Linked DNA regions of Homo sapiens: regions 1, 2, 3 and 4 are each linked to region 5. A link is a loop called in an ENCODE intact Hi-C map of the cell type or tissue named here. Cell type or tissue: heart right ventricle. All regions are shown on one strand. Region 1 overlaps EDA (ectodysplasin A). Region 2 has its middle 35 kb from the start of OTUD6A. Region 3 has its middle 34 kb from the start of NALF2. Region 4 has its middle 7.0 kb from the start of NALF2. Region 5 overlaps EDA (ectodysplasin A).

The links. Hi-C counts contacts between places; a loop is a spot of excess contacts. Peaks named below come from ENCODE experiments on the same cell type or tissue, not always from the same donor. Only the 100,000 strongest peaks of a DNase experiment are listed, where the experiment ranks them.
Region 1: it touches region 5 in a loop (6-fold over the local background); 33 of 110 quality-filtered maps call a loop at or near these places.
Region 2: a loop joins it to region 5, with 7 times the contacts of the local background. A loop is called at or near these places in 61 of 110 quality-filtered maps.
Region 3: a loop joins it to region 5, with 11 times the contacts of the local background. A loop is called at or near these places in 64 of 110 quality-filtered maps.
Region 4: it touches region 5 in a loop (6-fold over the local background); 30 of 110 quality-filtered maps call a loop at or near these places.

What each region holds. Positions count from the first base shown.
Region 1 is chrX:69,617,211-69,621,210 of GRCh38, forward strand. The region is part of intron 1 of EDA (ectodysplasin A); the gene reads left to right. Among named protein-coding and RNA genes, the nearest start is that of EDA, 3.1 kb to the left of the region's middle. In heart right ventricle, a CTCF peak has its summit at 1,772 (motif pointing left); no DNase peak of the experiment used is centred here; H3K4me3 peaks cover 519 bases.
Region 2 is chrX:70,095,544-70,099,543 of GRCh38, forward strand. No RefSeq gene overlaps it. Among named protein-coding and RNA genes, the nearest start is that of OTUD6A, 35 kb to the left of the region's middle. In heart right ventricle, CTCF peaks have their summits at 731, 2,054 (motif pointing left) and 2,253; a DNase peak (open chromatin) is centred at 2,028.
Region 3 is chrX:69,536,728-69,540,727 of GRCh38, forward strand. No RefSeq gene overlaps it. Among named protein-coding and RNA genes, the nearest start is that of NALF2, 34 kb to the left of the region's middle. In heart right ventricle, CTCF peaks have their summits at 1,679 (motif pointing right) and 1,880; a DNase peak (open chromatin) is centred at 1,714; H3K4me3 peaks cover 778 bases.
Region 4 is chrX:69,495,340-69,499,339 of GRCh38, forward strand. No RefSeq gene overlaps it. Among named protein-coding and RNA genes, the nearest start is that of NALF2, 7.0 kb to the right of the region's middle. In heart right ventricle, no CTCF peak of the experiment used is centred here; no DNase peak of the experiment used is centred here.
Region 5 is chrX:70,029,136-70,033,135 of GRCh38, forward strand. It overlaps EDA (ectodysplasin A), which reads left to right. Exons shown (of 8, transcript NM_001399.5): 5 at 369-403; 6 at 1,334-1,385. Among named protein-coding and RNA genes, the nearest start is that of MIR676, 8.3 kb to the left of the region's middle. In heart right ventricle, a CTCF peak has its summit at 1,541 (motif pointing left); DNase peaks (open chromatin) are centred at 857 and 1,456; H3K27ac peaks cover 345 bases.

The DNA.
Region 1 (4,000 bases), 410 kb before region 5:
ACCAGAACGTGGGCTTGTTCACACTTACCTGCAATTTGAGACTGATTGTCCTCGGCGTTCTAGTGAGGATCAGCGCCCCTGAGGAATTCTGGTAGAAATATGCCGTCTTGCTAGACAACTTCTGAACAGCAATTTTAAAAATCTATGGAAATAAAACTCACCCTTTGCATGCCGGTTCTGATTCTTAAGCGGGGTAGGTGTGCGGTGGGAAGGGTGGGTGGGAAGCGCTTTTACTACTGTTAGCTTGAGAACGGGAATCTGCCAATGGAATAATTACTCAGGACTCGTCCCCCAAGAGCAGTTTTGTTTGTTTTTGCAATCTTTATGGTGTTTGTGCCCTAATAAGCAAACTATTAGCTTTGGTGTTTGTTTTCTATTCTATTCTTTCTAGCTTTTTATTCAAGTAAATTTCGTTCACTTAACGTAAATACTGTCTTGGTTGCCATATGTGAAACTTAGGAGAAGCATCCAAGGATCCTTTCGAGGTGGCTAAAGAATAATAATAAAATTGTACCTCTTAGGGAAGAGAGCAAGTTGTACAAATAAGTTCCTTGAGGTGAGGGACCCAAGCCTTCTATATTTACTGCCACATCCAGAGTCATTGTCACAACTCTGTAAACATTATTTGTGCCACTTTGACCTCCCATCTAAAGTGGTACGCTTGATAGAGACATCATATTCATGATAATAGTGTAATGTTAGGACTGATACTTAAAAAAAAAAAAAAAGATGTGCATTGTAAAGTTGCCCTGAGCCTTAAAATGTCTTACTAGCACACTCCAATTTATATAACAGCTTATCAAAGAAGAGAATCAGCAGACATGCTTCTCATACTTGAAACTTTAAACATTGTAGCTAAACGATAATTAACTAGGATTCTGACTCCTTTATTTATCTACTGCCACTCCCCCCACACCCCAATGCCCAGCAGAAGTATTTAGCAGCTGAACATTGATATTCTGTGAAAAGATGAAAGAATTAAACTTCTTTAATCAAATGTTGGCCAATACTTTTTGGCATTCAGGATGGACAGAGCCATTTTTATAGACTGAGGATTAGCAGAACAGCTGTACTGTAAGGTTTCTGTGATGGCATGAAACTCTTACAGGTGTATAATGGCATTTAGTTACCTACCCTTTGTGTGGCACTAAAATAGTTCTGTCTAGATTTAAACACAGCTTCCTATCTTCTGTCTTTTATTCTTTCTGTTTTAATATTTTTGAGCAATAGAAGCAAGGATACTAGCTCTTTACATTTGTTGACATCAATTGGAATCAGTTTCCTAGAGTTATGAAGGGCTTATATGAGTCCATTTCGTTTGATTCCCTTGGGAAACATAGGCCCTAAAGGGAAAGTGACTTGCCCAAGGTCACATAACTAGAGTCAAAACTGGGATGATAGTTGCTCTAACTCCTAGTTGGGTGCCCATTCCCCCAACTACCTCCTGGGACCTTTTGCGAGGGAGCAAGATGGAGCTCCACATTAGAACTTTTGCAAAGTAGAGGGCTCAGCTCTGCATCATTTTGTTCTACTCTGCCTGTATTTTGACCACAGTAAGTTTAACCGTGTGTTCCTTATTCTTCCTGAACTTCACTTTCAGATTTGGAGTATACTTTGAAGGAATTTTAGCCCAAATTCAACTTGTTTATTTTAAGTTGTTCAACTTAAGTTTATCTTATCTTGTATATTAGTTTTAGTATACAAAAATAACTTTTTAAAAAAGTTGATTGGGTATTAAATTAATACTGCTACAAGCTTGGTTAAAATTTCTAGTGCCCTGGTGCACCCTCTGCTGGCTTTACAGTGACATTTAATTTTCAGTATCTGCTGACACTCAGAATTCTACATTGTGCTGACAGATTCTGATTCAGTAAATAAGGAAGTAAACAGCCTTGTGGGATTTGGCCACGTAGGTCATATTTTTATATTTTAGTTTTTAAACACAAACAACTGCTGTTACAGCAAATCTTGGATGGAGAGGAAGAAAGATAAAAATATACACCCTTCAACGGGCAGTACATTCAGGTTTCTTACCAGTTTATCTGTAAGGAGTGAAGGCAAGCTGATGAGAGTAAACTGCAGGAAGCTCTCATGAGACCAAGTGGGCAGAACAGTCAGAGACACTTCATGCAGGTAGGCAAAAGTAAACCTATCCATACTTATGAGATGATGGGCTCTGGGCTCTCAGTTATGACTCAAGAAAGGGACCTGGAAATCACTGTAGATGTATGTATATCATCTGTCAATTTAAAAACTTTTTAAGCAGGGCACACAAGGAAGTTAGGGCAGGTAGGATACAGAGCAGAGAGATCAGCACAGTTCTCCATGTGAAATGTTAGAAAAGTCTCCCTGGTGGGGACACACTTGCTGATGATGAAGTGAGAGAGTCACATCAGACCTTCCGTAATCAATCATCTCCTTCAGCTGGAGCAACCAAGTAGCTGAGATTTGTCTGGATAGTTGGTGGAGATTATCTCAAGAGCAAGGGATATCTCATTTGTGTCTGAATTAGGACAATATACAGTAATATGATCGTCAGAGTAAAAAACTAAAAATCACTGTTGATCATTCTGTGGAGATGTTGCGCCGGTTGTGATTGTGGTCCTCAAAGGCCAAGAATGTAGTGGGTATCATCAGGAAGGGTGTCAAAAACAACAAAACAAACCACTTACAAAACACTTATTTTTTCCATGTACAAGATCAAAAGCAGATTGGCTTCTACAATCAGACAGGAAATTCTGGTGGCTGCTCCTCAAGAAAAGCCTAACAGCTGATAAAAGTCCTCAAAAACCCCATTAAATTGATCAAAAGGATGAAGGGATTTTCTAGTTGGTTTTTCAGTCTGGATAGAAAGAGGTTGAAGGAGGAATATGATCAAAGTCTACCAAACCATGAGCGAGATGAATATGATTAATATATTGGTGTAACGTAACAATCCAGTTCAATAAATAGAAAGCCTGCTGTGCCAGACACAATGTTAAGTATTAGACACCTTTTAATGTTTGAAAAATTATTTTCAAGAGGAGGCAAATAAAGGTAGTATCTTATTCAACTCATTGTCTCAAGTAATAGTCAAAATTATGGGTAGATCAATACAGATTTACTTAGAACTGTTAGGGCTATTTGGAGTATGTTCCTAATTATTTGAAGTGATGTCATAGATGTCAACCTTAAAGTTCTACAAAACATTGCTTGACATAACTAGATAGACCATTAGTGTATCCAGAGTTGACATTACCTGTGTTAAGGCTCTTCGATCAAGAACATAACTAGGAATCATTCGAGGTGATTCAAGGTGAGCACAATGAATAAATCCAAGGATTTTTTTTTTTAGGGAGGTGGGATCTAGATAAAATACCTTTACTGTGGGTTTGAATACAGAACTTTTGATCAACTTGCTTCATTATTCCCATCGCATTTTCTCTCTCACTAACTCTGCTGCAACCCACCCATCATATCCTGTCTTAGAATCATTCTTTAGTTGTTATTGCTGTTGTTTTCAAATACATTTTATGTCTTTACATTAGAGCTCCTTAGAAATCTGCCTTCATTTTTGTCTTTCTCCATAATGCCTGACACAGTGCTAGTTACAGTTACTGTACTCAAATACTTGTTGAGTTGAATATTATTTTGGGACTTTGGAGGTGTTTATGTGAAACAAAGACATTTTCTCTTTCTATAACAGGCCTGTTTTCCTCAGGTCTTGCTAAGCCTGTGACCTGTCAGCTATGCTTAGGTGAGTAAATAGTTCCACTGGAAATGTTTCACTGATTTCTAGAATAATTAGAAAGTGAAATGGAGAAGAGCCTTAACCACGTGGTCAGTCTCCCAGTTTCACACCTTCTCTCTAAAATGGTGCAAAAAGCTTCCTGTAATATATTGTTTGATGTTTTGTTTTATTTGCTTTTAGGTCTCATGTCTTTCTTTCTATCTTAGATCTTGTGAAAAAATAATCTGTAATTTATCTGTAACTACCTTATAGAGAAGATCTCTTTAAAGT
Region 2 (4,000 bases), 66 kb after region 5:
CCTCCACTCATTCAATTACTTAGTGCCAGGCCCTGTGGGGAATAGAAGAATCTCAAGTCTCACCCATATTCAAAACAAAAAACAAAAAAAAACTGTACTGGCCGGGCATGGTGGATGGTGGCTCACACCTGTAATCCCAACACTTTGGGAGGCCGAGGCGGGTGGATTACCTGAGGTCAGGAGTTCGAGACCAGCCTGACCAACATGATGAAACCTTGTCTCTACTAAAAATACAAAAATTAGCCGGGTGTGGTGGCACGCACCTGTAGTCCCAACAACTCGGGAGGGTGAGGCAGGAGAATCGCTTGAATCTGAGAGGCGGAGGTTGCAGTGAGCTGAAATCGTGCCGCTGCACTCCAGCCTGGGCAACAGAGTGAGACTCCGTCTCAAAAAACAAACAAACAGACAAACACACAAACAAAAAACAAAAGCAAAAAATAACTGTACCATGATGCTACTTCCTTCTCTGTCCCTGGATCTTCTTTCTTTTTCAGGCAAGCTCTTGGCAGTTTCTTCCTCTGAAAAAAAAATCCGTGGACTTCATCCCTTTATCTCCATCCCAAATACAACTTCTCCAGTCTAAGCTCAGCTCATCTTTCACCTGCCTCCAGTTTCTGTCTTCCTTCAAGGCAGCTGGACTGCCAGGTCATCAGTTGCATCCATCCAATTCCTTGCTTAGAACTCTTTGATGGCTCTCCACTGCCCCCACCAGATCAAGTCCAGTCTCCTTCACCTGGCACATGAGGTCCTTTGTGATCTGGTCCCTGCTTATCTGTCTGTATTTCTTGTCACTTCTCCCACAAGAAACATGCAATTCATACTTACTTACAGTTCCTGGAATGACTGTGAGTAGCTACCATTTCACACCTCTCTTTATTTGCACATACCATTATTCCTGCAACGCTCTTTCCAGCTTGACTAGCGTAATTTGACCTGTCTTACAACCTGTGGCTGAACCGTGATCTTTTTTGTGAAGCTTTCCTTGATCTCCCATCTTTTCTTGGCTTCAGCCTTCTAGCCATCTAGTCGGCGCCCTCCTCAAACTCCCTGGCAAGTTCCTGCTATGCCTGGTCTTGTTTATTCCCACTTTTGCCCTTCATTTTTCTTCAAGTGAGCTTTATTCTACACCAAACACTCTACTTATGTTGTATGCGTGTTATCACATTGAATCTTCACATCCACCCGGTGAGTTTGATGCCATTATTATCCCCATTTTACAGCTGACAAAACCGAGGCTTGAATATCTATGTTAGTTGCTCAACATCACCCAAGATACAAGGTTAATAAGTGGCATAGTGGAGATCAAACCCAGGTTGACACAAAAGGCTTAATCATGGTGCTAGAGTCCCTAGCCTTTACCGAGTTGAGGGGTGCAGTAACCCTGGGAGAGGCTTGCTGAAGCTGGGCAGAAGTGGAGGTGAAATCTCCTTAGGGCCATGTGTCCTGATGTCCTAGAGGCTACAGTTACTTTGGGGCAGCCCAATGGCCAGTATATGGCTTCTTCCATCTGAGACAGAGAGCAGGCTGTGGCAGGAACAAGGTAGTACCTTTCTAAGGATAAAAAGATGCAAAGTTGGTCCAGTCGCAGTGGCTCATGCCTGTAATCCCATCACTTTGGGAGGCGGAAGTGGGTGGATCACTTGAGGTCAGGCGTTCGAGACCAGTCTGGCCAACATGGTGAAACCCCATCTCTAATGAAAATACAAAAATTAGCTGGGTGTGGTGGGACGCACCTGTAGTCCCAGCTACTCAGAAGCCTGAGGCACAAGAATCGCTTAAACCCAGGAGGCAGAGGTTGCAGTGAGCTGAGATCGCACCACTGTACTCCAGCCTGGGCAACAGAGTGAGACTCCGTCTCAAAAAAAAAAAAAAAAGTTTTAAATACTGAAGCTGCCTACTTTAAGAGCTCTCACAAAATCCTCTAGCCATGCCTAGGCAGAGAAGGTCAAAATGTCCTGGGCAAGACTGACAGGCAGCAAAGAGAAGGCAAAGGGAAGCAAATGAGACAGAAGTTAGGCTCCAACTGCCACCTGGTGGCCAGCCTTAGAGAAGCAAGTGGATGGTTCTAGGGTCGCAAGCTTAGGACACAAGCCAAGGGCCAGAGAGGCTGCTCAGGTGAGCTGGGCCTTGGCTCACGGCATTCATTCATTCATTCACTCACTCACATATTCATCCATCCATCTATCTATTCATTTCTTCATTCATTTAAAAAGGTATATTATACTAGACAGACACAGCACTGGGAATACAGCAGTGAACAAAAACAAAAATTCCTGCTCTCATTGAGCTCATACTGCAGTGGTAGGAGACAGAGCAAAAAAGTCCATGACATTGTGTTTTAGATGGTGATGAGTGCCATGGAGAGAAAGTGGGGAAAGGGGAGGAGCAGAGGCTTTGCCATTTTAAATAAAGCCTCACTCAGAAGGTGAAATTTGATAAAAGACTTGAAGGAAGAAGGAAGGGAGGTAGCCATGAGGATGTCTGTGCGAAGCAGATTCTGGGTTAAAGAAACAGTCTGTGAAAGCCCCAAAAGTAGGAGCATGTGTTATGTGACTGAGGATCGGTCAGGCCAGTGTGGCTGGAGCAGAGTGAACAAGGAGGAGAGTAATAGGAGACAGTCACGGGGAAGCAGGCAGGAGTTCAATCATGTGGGGCTCAGGAGGCATATTTTATATACTGAGTGACAGATAGGAAGCCAGGGGAGGGTGACTTGCCCAGGGTCACCCAAGCTAGCAAGTGGTACTAGGCATTCTGTCTCAAAGGCCTGAGCTCTGTGGTTCTCACAGGGATAGACAAACAGACCAGTGGGACAGAAAAGAGAACTCAGAAATAGACGTATACATATCTGCCCAACTGATTTTTTGACAAAGGTACAAAAGCAATTCAATGGAGGAGAAGGATATTCTTTCCAGCCATTAAATTGTCTAGTGGTTTATTTTTTTATTTTGTTTTATTTTATTTTTTTTTTTGCCTAGGGTTGTCTAATGCTCTAGAGCTGGGCAGAAGTGGAGGTGAAATCTCTTTGGGGCCATGTGTCCTGATGTCCTAGAGACTACAGTTACCTTGGGGCAGCCCAGTGGCCAGTATCTGGCTATCTAATTGCTCTAGAGCATTAGACAACCATAGGTAAAAAAATAAACCCTGAACTAAACCTCATACCTTATACAAAAATGAACTCAACATGGATCACAGGCTTAAAAGTAAAATACAGAACTATAAAACTTTTAGTTTTTAGAAAAAAATAAGAGAAAAGCTTTGGGACCCCGGGCTAGGCAAAAACTTTCTAGGCTTGTCACCAAAAGCATAATCTATAACAGAAAAAATTGATAAATTGACTTCATCAAAATAAAAAATTTTTGCTCTGTGAAAGACATGTTTTAGTCACACAAAACCATGAATTTTCATAACAGCTTTATTCATAATAGCCAAAATGTGCAAGCAACCCGACGTTCTTCATCAAATGACTAGTTAAACAAACTGTGGTACATCTCTACCATGGAATACTACTCACCAATAAAAAGGAATAAATTATTGGTACATTCAACAACTTGGATGAATCTCTAGGGAATTATGCTGAGTGAAAAAAAGCTACTTCCAAAAGGTTATATACCGTATGATTACACTTTTATAACATTCTTGAAATAGCAAAACTATAGCGATGGAGAACAGATTTCGGGTTGCCAGGGATTAAGAATGGGGAGAGGGAAGCTGGTGGATGTGGTTCTAAAAGGACACCATGAAGAATCCTTGTGATGATTGAACAATTCTATACCTTGACTGAGGTTGTGGATACATGAAACTTCACATGTGATAAAAGTGCATAGAACTACACACACACACACACACACACACACATATACAGATGAGGTCATATAAAACATGAAGTCTGACTAAGCTCTGTAGACTGTATCAATGTCGGTGGACTTGTGCTTTGCTTGTTTTTGTTTTTGTTTTGAAACAGGGTTGAAACTGAACAATCTGCTCCTGAATGACTACTGGG
Region 3 (4,000 bases), 490 kb before region 5:
GTTGTAGACAACCACTATTTGGGTGTTAAATGGGAAGAGGGGTCTATGAGGGACTCAAAATAGTGACTGCTTTATGCTATGACAACTTCGCCTTTCTACCCAACTTCATAAAGTCCCTTTTCCTTTTGGGGTTCTTAATCTGCTTATCTCTAAAATGAAGGGATAGGATTAGATGTTTTTATAAATATGAAATAAGTTAACCCAAATGAAGTAATCTACGTGAAGACATGGAGCCCAGTTGGTAGCGCAGAGGAGCAACTCCATAACTCCTGCGTTTTCTTCCCTCCAAAACATACTTAGATTCTTTTAGGTGACACTAAGGGGTGAAGTAGGGAAAAGGGAGATGGAGAAGCCCATTAGAGCAACTAGAAGGAAGTCTCAGAACTTCTGCGCCATGCCCAAGTTTCTATCCAACTGCCATTACCTCCTGTTACATTCACTGTGGCAGGTCGCAGAGAAACTAACTGCTTAGGGGTGTAGGATGGGAATCCAAAACTCATTCAGACATGAAGAAGCTCAAGAAGCTCCTGTGTTGGTTGGGGAGAAAACATATGAACAGAAATTGGTCAAAATACCTCTAGAATCTGACCATTTCTCTCACCTCCATTGTCACCACCTAGTCCAGGCCACCACCAACTCTCTCATAGACCACTGCAATGGCCTCCTAACTGGTCTCCCTGCTTCCAGTCTTGCACCCCATGCACAGTTCACTCAGAGTATCTCTTAAAAATGCAAACCAGATCATGTCTCTCCCTGGCTAACACCCTCTCCTAGTTTCCCATCTAAATCAAAATAAATTCCAGACTCCTTAGCGTGGCCCACAGTGCCCTACACGACCTGCCGATTGTCTATGTCTCCAACCTCACCTAGCATATTCCCTTCACTCTCCTACAGCCACCCTGCCTTATTTATTTTCCTCTGATAATGCTAAGCTTGTTCCTGTCTCAGGACCTTTGTACACGCCATTTCTCAGCCTGAAATGTTATTCCCCCAGACTTTTGCAATGCTCCTCATGATCAGGTCCGAGCTCAGATACCGCTTTCTCAGAAAGGTTTTTCCTGGCTACTCTAGGTATAGTAGTGCCCTTCTCACCGCAGACACTCTATCATACCACCCTGCTTTTTATATGATCTAGCACTTGTAACTATTTGGAACGATCTTGTTTATACTTTGGCTTTCTTGTTTATTGCCTGTTTCTCCATTTGAATGTAAGCTCTGAGCAGACAAGGACCTTGTCTGTCTTATTTATTATCTTCCCAGTGCCTTAGTCAATGCTCACTGAGTGAATGGATGTAGATGCAGAAGTGGTGGGTGGTTCATCTGAGCAGGAATGAGTGGTACAGGATGTGTGGAGTGGGTGGCAAGAGATGAGCTTGAAAGATAGCCTGAGGTAAAAACACAGAAGGCCGTGAAGGTCAGGCCAGGGAATGTGTGGGCTTTATATGGTGACCCATTGGGAGCCATGGAAGATGTTGAGCTTGAGAGCTGACCTGGAGTAAGATTCAGCTGGTGCCATATGCCGGATGGACTGGTAGGTGAAGTAAACGGAGGGCCTATCAACCACTCTGTGCCCGCGCTGGTACCCACTTTCCTCTAGGCCCTCCACTGTCCTGTTCCACCCCGCTCCCCGACTCTTCTGGGGCCACGGAAGAGCCCTGACTGCTGTTCCCCGACACCGGCCGCTGGGTGGCGCTGTGGCTCCTCCTACCCAGGCTGGAGGCACCAGGGAGGCGGAGGCGCAGCCGCGGAACTGGGCCTGGCGCTAGGGTCCGTGGGCGCCTGCAGAGCGGGTTCTTCCTCGTCGGTTCCTTTCTCCCACTTCGCGCGCTTCTCCCGCGTTCAGGCCCGTTCCCATCCCTAACCCGGCCCGCGGTAGCCCGCTCTCCTTCGCTTCTGACCTTCCTTCGCTTTCCGACCAGCCGGGCCAGAGGCAGGGGCCTGGGCGGGACACGGGAGGGGTTGGGGCCGAGTGTCGCCCTTCTTTTTCAGCCCGTTCAGGCCTCTAGTCTCCCTGGACCCCAACGACAGAGCTCGCGACCGCAGCCCTGAGCCGGCCGGTCCCGTCCAGCCAGGCCCGGGACTAAAGGGAGCTCAGGGCTGAAAGGGCAGCATTTTCCTGCGGAGGGACCAGAGCCATTAAGGGGCCAATTCACCGTTTATGTTAATAGTCCTGCCTTTCCTCCCGGCCCCTGGAGCAAGAAGCCAATCTTCTGGGACTCCTCCAGTGGCCCTTTCCACCCTCCTGCCATGTGTCCCAGATTACATCTGCCACCACCCCATATATATATTCTATATCCTAAACTGATCTCTCCTTCGTCACTGCTGTTGTCTGCCCAGATCTTCATTACCTCCCAACTGGCATTCCTGCCTCTAGCCTCCTGCCCTTGCAGCCCAGACACCTTCGCACAGAGCCAGGAGCCTCCTGGAGCACTGGCCTGGCATCCTGCCCCTCTAATGGTTCCCATTGTTTGGGAAAAAATCGAAAGCTGGTGTTCAAGGCCTTCCACATTCTGACCATTTTGGCCAACTCACTTCAACTCACATCCAGACTCAAAGGCATACCCCTGGTGGGCTGCCCTGAGTAGAAGAGGAATTAGAACAGGAACCGAACAGAGTGGGAGGCTCTGTAAGACTCTATACAGGGCTCCATAGCATCTATTTGAACAGCCTTAACTCATGATCACATTGTCACAAGACTAGAGAGATGCAGAGAACACAATTCCTGCCTGCCCTGGAACACTAGAGCACATCCGTATTTATTCCTTTGGCCCCTCTCTTTTTCCCCTGTTCCCAGGATCTGTCCTCTCCTGCCATCTCCTTGTTCCCTCTTCTCCTCTGTCTTGTCCCCTCATGACCCTCCTGCTGGTACAGGAGGCAGGAGGCTTTATTCTCAACGAGCACACAGCATCCTGCCACAAAGTGCTTGATGACATGCATGACCAGGCTTCTCTGTAATATCGAGTTTCACTTTCAGCACTTGGGTTGGTTTTTTGTTTTTGTTTTTCTTGAGGAACCTGCTATTCACAGATACTAAGACTGTAGGTAGCCGTTCTTGAGGAAAGGTCAGAGACTCCTATATTGATCTTAGCCTTGTTGAACCCAGAACACAAACCTGAAAATTAACATGGAAAAGCATACAGGTGAAGAGGAAAATTGCAAAGGTAGATTTATTGGCAGACAAACACTGATGGTTAATTTCAAGATGCCCTGGGCCCTTGGACTCCTGGAATCAATGCCCAGGGTCAGATATGGCTCATTTGTGGCCTAGTGGACAAAAGAGCTTGGAATGAAAGACACAGCCCTGAGAAGGCTGGGATAAGAGGAAGAGACAGTTCCTCTTCCCTGGCTCCATCTTGGGGTAACTTCCTCTGGGAAATGACAGCTTCCTGTCCCCCAAATTAGCTCTGCTGCTTAGAATACCCTTTTCCACTTGTACTGCATGTATACATACACACAGTGTCTTGCTAATCCTCACAATAACCATGCACAGTAGAAATTAATTTAGGTTTACAGATTAAAAAAACTGAGGCTTGAGGAGGCCAAAAGATCCACTCACCCAAAATAAACAAGCAAAATGCAGAGCAGAAGGCCAGGAATAGAAGCCAAGAACTCCAACTCTAAGACCAGTGCCAGCAGCTTTCCATCCATGGTTTCATGATCTGTTGAAGATCCAAAGCTAGGTCAACTGGCCCCAGCCCTGTACCCTCACCCTGTTCTCAAGAGTGATTGAAAAAGCAGGCAATGTGACTGAAGCCAGGTGAAGGGCTTTCACCTGGCTCCTGGGCCATGCTGACACCTGGCCTGGCTCTGAATGATGGCAGGGGAACTCAGTCAATGTTGAGGTTTGCAGGACCATCAGAGCAACAGCCAGCCTCATGCCAAACCCTTTCTAATGTAGAAGTCTCCACCTGGAGCTTCCAGAGCTATTTTGTTTAACTTGGCAGTGTTGATCTATTCAGTATTTAAATTTGAGTTGGGTTTCCTCTATAAGAGGTTGTAT
Region 4 (4,000 bases), 530 kb before region 5:
CAGGAGGAGAACCACAGATCCTCCAGCAGACAGGACAGCCACAAAGCTGAAGTGCTTTGGCTTTGTGGAGGGCATATGCCAGAGTATTGCCCTCCCTCCAACACAGAGGCAGTAGAGGAGCAGGTTGTTGGAGAAGCCCCCAAGCCAGGGAAACCCAGGTTTTCCTTGGGCCCAAAGTCCCAGGTCACACATGGGTCAGTGTCCAAGGTGACTTGGACTCTAGTGCTCTGCCCAGATTTACTGCCTCAAGACCTCTACTCAGCTTCCTTCTATACTTAGCTCTACTGATAACAGGAGATGAGTCTGACCGTGACTTCACACTGAGTTGTGGAGGATGGAGCTCCTTCCTTACGCCCTGGCCCTAACTTTCACCACTTTCAGGAGGCAGTTGCCTCCAATGTGATGAGGCAGGAAGCTACAGAGAGGGGCTTTCTGGCCTTGACAAGCAATCTGCACCAGATCCAGGACCAGGAGCCTTTTGGCCAAGGCCTTGCCCTGCCTGGGAAGCAGACTCCAGAGAGGATCTGAAGAGCAGTGCTAGAGGGGTCCCATCTACCCATTACCAGATGGAAAATCTACCTCTATCTTGACAGGTATGTCTCATGTTCACCCATTAAAAAGTACTCAGTGAAGAAAGAAGCTGCTTCCCTTGAAAGGAGAAACTCATAGCACTGAAGAGAGAATCTATGGAAGAAGCAGCTCTAGTTTTCCCCCAACTCTGACCCTTTGAATTTCTCCTTTCCCCTTAGGGCCCTAGGTCTCCGTCTGATCTCACCATCATCACTTCCTTGGTAAAACAGAACCTGGGGGCTCCCAGGTTGAAGCAACGAATATCTTGGGGAGGAGGCATGCAGGAGAGAAGCTCTCATTCCCAGTACCCCCACAGTGAACTCCATGGTAGGGCTTGGCCTCTTTCTTTTTGCCCCTGCTGCCACATACTACATGCCCCAGCGATGTGTCACTCTCTTTTTAAGACTCTGGCCTGAGAGAGGCACAAAGCCTATCCTTGGCTTTCCCTGGGCACAGTAGAGTGAGCAGGAAGCAACTGCACAAAGAACTTTCTGAAGCAGTCTGGGAGAAGGAGAGGGACATGCCAGAAACCCAAACAGTCCAGCTTTCACAGCACATGTCTCAGAGCCAACCACAGCCAAGTTTTCTCTGAGACTCACACATTCTGTCTGTACTATATTCAGGCTCCAAAGCAGCAGAAGGCTGGCTCCTTCCCTCTCCATTCCTGACCTGTGCTCACAGGGTAGGCACCTCTTACCTCCAACCTCAGGGGGCAAGTGTTTGAGGGCTGGGTTCCCTCCCTGGCCAGTACTACAGAAACCTGCGTCACAGTCTTCTTGGAGTCCTCCCCCTCAGCTCTGGTTCCCTCTCTGAAGAATGCATTTCTTTTCCAGGTGATCCTTAGGACTCAGTTGTTGATTGATACCATTTATTAACTGACAGTTCAAGTGAGTGCCAACCCCCTACGTTGAGGGGTTTGGCTATGACCTTTATAGGCCCCACAGTCTGACAACACTGTAGCCCTATGAGACCTTTAACATCCAAATATCAAGAGTTACCCACACATGTACAACAAGGGTCTGATTTCATCAGAGTTGGCATCTTAATTCTCTGTACTGTGAAGTGTGGGGACTTGCATTCAGCCCAAAACAATAACCTTTATTAAAAACTCTTTGGATATACCTGAACCACTGTACTTTCATCCTTGCTATGAGAGGCATAAGAAATAGCTTTCAATTTAAGCAGGAAAAATGAAAATTGGAAACAAGATTTCCAGTGAATCTTGAAACTGAGAGAGCTTTGAAAATTAAAGACCCTCTACCTATGGCAATCTTTAACATAGGAAAAAATGGTCCTCCAAAGTATAAACTAGAAGAGAAGCTTTTGTGGGAAGGAAAGAAATGAATGAGGTAATCTCAATGTGACTAAAATCCTAAAGTGCTTTTCTCCATGGCTTTTCCATCCTAGAGGGTGTCTGAATTCCCTTTGCTCAAGCCACCCTCTCTATGCATCAAATCATAGAATCACAAAACCTTGGATGTCAAAAGCTTTAGAGATCATCTTGTGGCTATATCACCATAAGCAGTCATTCAACTTCTCCTTAGATATCTGCTTGAAGATACCTTCATTGAGAGGAATTCATTATCTCTGGAGGCAGACATGAGAGAATAACCTTCTGTTTCTACATGGTGTGGGTCATGTTTGGTATTAAAACACAGTCATGCTAGCAGATTCATTAAGGTAAAGCCATACTCCTCTAATGGAATTGGGATGGTCTCACTTTCTCACTTGAAATGTTTATTAATTAATTAATTCTAAATACGGAGCATCTATGTGCTAGGCATTGTGTTTGCAGCTAGAGAAACAAGGAGGAACAAAAACAGACATGGTTCCTGTTCTGAAGGATTCTGGAGTGTAGTGGGAGAGACAGTGATTAACCAAGGAATCACGCAAATAAGGGTGTAAATGCATCTAAGATAAGTGCTATGAAGAAAGGAAGACAGTTCTACAAGGGATCTAACAAGGGAACCTGACCTAGCCTGCAGGAACTAGTCAAGGAAATCTTCCCTGAGGAAGTGATGCTGGAACTGGAATCTGAGTATTAAGTAGGATTAGCCAGGCAAAGTGGCTAGAGGTAGGGAGTAAAGAGAGTGTTTCAGGCAAAAGAAACAGCATGTGCAAAGCTCCTGTGGCCAAAAAGACATGGCATTTGGAACTCAAAGGTGGCCAGTGTGGGCCAGGCATGGTGGCTCACACCTGCAATTCCAGAACTTTGGGAGGCCTAGGCAGGAGGATCACTTGAGGCCATTCTCAGGTATTCTGTTAGAGCAACACAAAATGGACTAAGACATAAGATTATTGGCTAAGAGTGAGAGGGTGGACACAGGGGTTGGAGGTTTAAGAAAAGAATGGAGAAGATTTGAAATAGTCATCCTGGAGAATGAAAAGTACTAAAGAAATTTAGTACCTGTTTGGATTGTGAAGCAATGTTGAAGGCTTGATTGAGATTGGTGATTTATAGTGGAGCAGGTCCCGTTTGTGACAATGGAGGTGGGTGGCTGAGGTAGAGTGGAAGAGATGGGGCAGTTTAGGAACCGGGAAGCCCAGGTGATGGCTGAATTTTAATTTGTATACTGAAGTCCCCTAGGATGATGGCGGGCCTTGCAGTCAGGGGTGGGGAAGCCAGTGAGACAGAAACCAAATCCTTCATTTGGTTTCAGTAGCTGCAGGGTCTGTACACTCCAAGCTCTGGAGTAGTGGTGAGCCTAGAGGTAGCCATCTAGGTACCTTTGTGGCCTAGAGTGGGATGGATCCTAGGGTGAGGCCACTCTGTCAACTTAGGGATAAGGTCAGATTCCTCATATTAGAAAGTAAAAGTGAAAGGGCCCAAGGTGGGTTAAAATGTGAACATTTACTTCTCTTGGTTTTGACTGAGAAGATATTAAAATATCTAGGAGGAATCTCCTGGGTTTAAGTCCATGTCCCAGCCCCATCTATCCCAGCTCACCCACAGCTGCCAAACAATCAAGAAGTTGAAAATGTTATTTGGTGTTTGAATCTTGGCAATTACCCAGAATCACTAAGTTTATTCTGAGAAGAGATCAAGTAGTCATGAACTCCGGAACCAGACTGCATATACTCAAATTCTCCCTTCGCCACTTGCCAACTGCATGACCTTAGACAAGTGACTTAACCTGTCTGTACCTCAGTGTCTAGAAAATAGAGACAACGGTAGATCTACCCCACATAATTGTTGTCATAGAGGGTTAAGTGGCTTAAAATATGTAAATGCTTAGAATAGTACCTGGTGCATGTTAAGCACTATGTAACTGTTCATTTTTATTGTTATTGACTCTCTCCCAATTCACTCAATGTCTCTCTCATTCACTCAATCACTTGATACTACCCTGCTTGCTGGAATCTCCCTGGCTCTGAACCCTAACCTGAATAACTACTTTTGATCCTTCCCCTATGCAGTTTCTTTCCCGGG
Region 5 (4,000 bases):
TGAAGAAAATTAATAGAAAGGGAGCAAAACACTAGAGAAGCCAATGCCATTGCCTCAGGGTCACACAGTGATGGGAATGCTCTCTCATTGTTCTCCATGGGTGCCCGGTGGGGCTTGCCTTGGGCTAATATTGGCCAGAGGCAATACTCAGAAGTTTCCCTGCTGGGTGCTGGGCCCACTGAAGATGAAGGTCAGGGCAGGAAACAGAAGGGGTGCACTCTGACTCTTCCTCCAGCTCTGAGCCCTGGAGAATAAAGCTCAGACAGGGCTGGCTGCAGGGAGCATGGCTCACCACCACTAGCTGCTCAGGTGAGGGGAAAAGGAAGTCAAAAGATTATGCCCTCTGATTGTCCTATCCTATTTTGCAGGTGCTGCTGATAAAGCTGGAACTCGAGAAAACCAGGTTGGCTGGGGATTGCTCTCTTCCTGGGTAGGAGGGAAAGCCACAGGCTAGAGCCACCTTTAAATTAGCTTCTTATTAGATTTCCTGAGGCTTTATTTCATGAGAACACCCCGGAGATTCTGACGGTTTTCACTCACAGCCCCCTCCCATCTCTATGAATAGAAAAGCTTTGCCCCAGGGCATGTTTTTAGCTAAGGAAAGGGTGTCTTGCCAGGATCATTTTTCCTCATTCCACAGGAGACCCCAGGTTCACCATAGCCAGGCCCAGTAGTCAGCTGAAATAAGCTGCCAGTCAGACCTATTCACCTGAGCCTCCAACTCCCCAACCACCCCAGACACCTTGCCGGCTCTCAGACCACCTGGGATCCGGAGCTGAAGAGTTGAAGAGTATGTCCTTGAAAAACAGCCAACCAGCTCCAGGCCCAGCCTAGCCTGGGCGTCTGCCTTAATGGCCTGAAGAGCTCCTCCCAGTCTTTGAGCTTCCTAATCTGTCTCTATTGGCAGGTTCTACTGCCTTGCCTTGTCTCATCTCAGCCTCCCTTGCTACAGCTGTGTGGCCACAGTGATAAATCTACACAGCTGCACAGTGCTTGACGGCTTGCAGGGCAATTTTATATCCATCACCTCATTTGATCTTCAGACATCCCTGTGAGAGAGGCCAGACATTCTTATAATCCCCATTTTACAGTTAGGGAAATGAGGCTCAGAGGCATTACATTTGGTTGAGGTCACATAGCTAGGAAGCGGTAGAGCTACAAAATCATATTACCCTCTAGTAGAAATGTAGTCAGTAACATCCCAAGACAGGGGAGAGGGATCAGAATTGGATTACAATAGAAGACTAGAAACCAGGATGGAAACATGGGACTGGTGGCTGAGCAAGCAGCCATTACTCATAGTGACTACTCTCTATCCTTCTCATCCTGCCAGCCAGCTGTGGTGCATCTACAGGGCCAAGGGTCAGCAATTCAAGTCAAGAATGGTAAGAATCAAAATAGGCTCTCTCCCAAAGAGGAGCTTCTCCCCTGCCTCCTCCCCAGCCTCCAAATAATCACCCAGCCTAGTTCCTCCCAGGCCGCTGAGGTACCGTTGGCATACGAAGTCATTCTTTGCTCCATCATGCCCTCTACTGGCTGTCCTGAGCAATTGCTGGCATCAAGACCAGTTGCTACACCCAAATTGCTTTAGAATCACTGATGACGGAGCTGAAAGGGACTTGAGACATCATCTAGCCCAGGCATTCTCAGGGGATGGAGGTTATATCAGAGCCACCATGGAGATATGTGTAGTTAGATTAATATTTTCACAATACAAATTATAGAAAGTAAAACTATGTAAAATTAAATTTTTCTTGTCTGATCTACACAGGTGGGCAGACAGGCTGCATCTCTCAGGGAAGGTGGGGCATGTTAGAATCTCCAGGGAATTTAAGATGCTAGTGTCTATCAAAAAGGAGAACATGTTTAATGGGGTTAAGAAACACTGATTTGTTGTAATCCCTGCATTTAAAAGATGGGGAAACAGAGTCCCAGAGAGATTGGATAATACCATAATAAATCATGCTGTCTCATATTTGTACGATACTTTAGAGTTCTCAGCATACTTTCTTTGTCTTTAATTTCATTCAGTCCTCACAACCACCCTATGAGGTAGGTATGAGCTCCTTTTTACAAGACAGAAAGTGAAGTTCAGAGAGATTAATTAAGTTTCCCAATATTTCTTAGTCAAGTTAGTTTAGGAGCCAGGATTCAAAACTACATCTTTCTGACTCTTTCCTCTCCCCTGTGCTACTTCAGTGATATGTATGTACACTCCACTGAATGATTAGGTTCATTTTCTTCCCCCAAAGAAACATGAACATTCATGAAAGAACAGCACTTTGGAATAATGTCCAGTCCCCAGAGTGCACAAAGCCTAAAATGCGTGAACCCCCAGGAGCCTTGGGAAGCAGCAAGCTAGCCAAGATGCCAGATGCTTACAGAGCTTGGGGTGGAAGGGAGGGGTTGTGAGTACAGAAACGGTAAAGGAAGGTTAAAAAAAACAGCTACATGGGGACAGTTTCTAAGAACTCAGTCAGTCCTGAACTGGCTGTGCTGAGTTTCCTTAATGACTGTATTTAGCTACTTCCCTGACTGCCACCTCCATGTCTGACTTAGTAGCCTCAGAAGTGTAAATAGGAACACAATGGCACCAAAACCCAATTGGTCCTGCTGGGGACCCCAAGGCCCTGAGTGGGCCATGATCCCCACCTGTCCAGGGAGGCCAGAGACAGGCCAAAATAGATTTGTTTGGATATCTAGATGGATAGTGTTTATTCTGTGCTAGCAGCCACTGATTTTGCTCCCACTGCCACATAATAAGATTGTTTCCAGCCCCTCTGGGCCAATCCTCAGAGGTGGTCTGTGCTGACCTTTAGTACTACCAGAAGAAGTGATGGGGGTGGGGTGCAGTGACTCACACCTGTAATCCCAGCACTTTGGGAGGCCGAGGCTGGCGGATCACATGAGGCCAAAAGTTTGAGACCAGCCTGGCCAACATGGTGAAACCCCGTCTCCACAAAAAATACAAAAATTAGCTGGGCATAGTGGCACACACCTGTAATCCCAGCTGCTCGGGAGGCTGAGGCAGGAGAATCACTTGAACCCGGGAGGTGGAGGTTGCAGTGAGCCAAGATCACACCACTGCACTCCAGCCTTGGTGACAGAGTGAGTGACAGTCCATCTCAGAAAAAAAAAAAAAAGAAGAAGAAGTGATGGGGTCAGGGGTTGGAGGACGTCATGCAGAGTGGTCCATTGATGGGACAGAGCCAGGGCAGCTCCTAGCCCATCTACTTACCACCTCAAGGAAAGATGGTCACCTTTTCCAGAAAGGCTGTTTCCTCACCCCTCAGACAGGCAGGCCTACTGAAACTGGCCAAAGATGGACTTATAAAATATAATTTCTTGGGTGCAGGATGGATGGCTTAGAGGGGAAAAGGCTCCCTGGGCTTGGATGTCCTCCTCTCATGGTGGGAAGGAACATTCCTCTTTCTGCAGGATGGAAAGAGAAGTTTTTCCTCCATCCTCACACACTGGCTTCCGCTGTCCAAAGGAGTGTGACTGCCCCCTCCACCCCTGCCTGGGGTGGGGCTGAGACAGATGCTTTGCCAAGGGTGGCTCGGCTCCTATCCTCCCAGCTGGCTCTATTGCAGCCTGCCAGTCTATCCTTCACTCTCATAAGGATCCCTCTCACCTATGGGGCCCTGGTACTAGTGGTCAGTAGCCCCAGTTACCATGGAGTCTGAATCATCTCTAATCCCTAAGGTTCTCCAGATAGACAGTGGGCTGAGTGGTTTCCTCCCAGGGAGGCTTTCCAGAAAGCTGTGGGTGTGGAAGAACCGTAAAAAAGAATCTCTTAAGGAGAAAGAGAAAACCCATGAACCTATGAGATGAGAGGGATTCAGGAGCTCTGGCTGGGAAAGTAAAATTGAATAATAAGACCTAGCCTGCCACTCAGTGTCTGAATTTTGCCTGTGCAGGCCCCATAACAACAAAGAAAATAGGGCAGCATGCCCACTCTCATCCTCCACCGGCAAATTCCAGCTAGAAGGTATTGGTT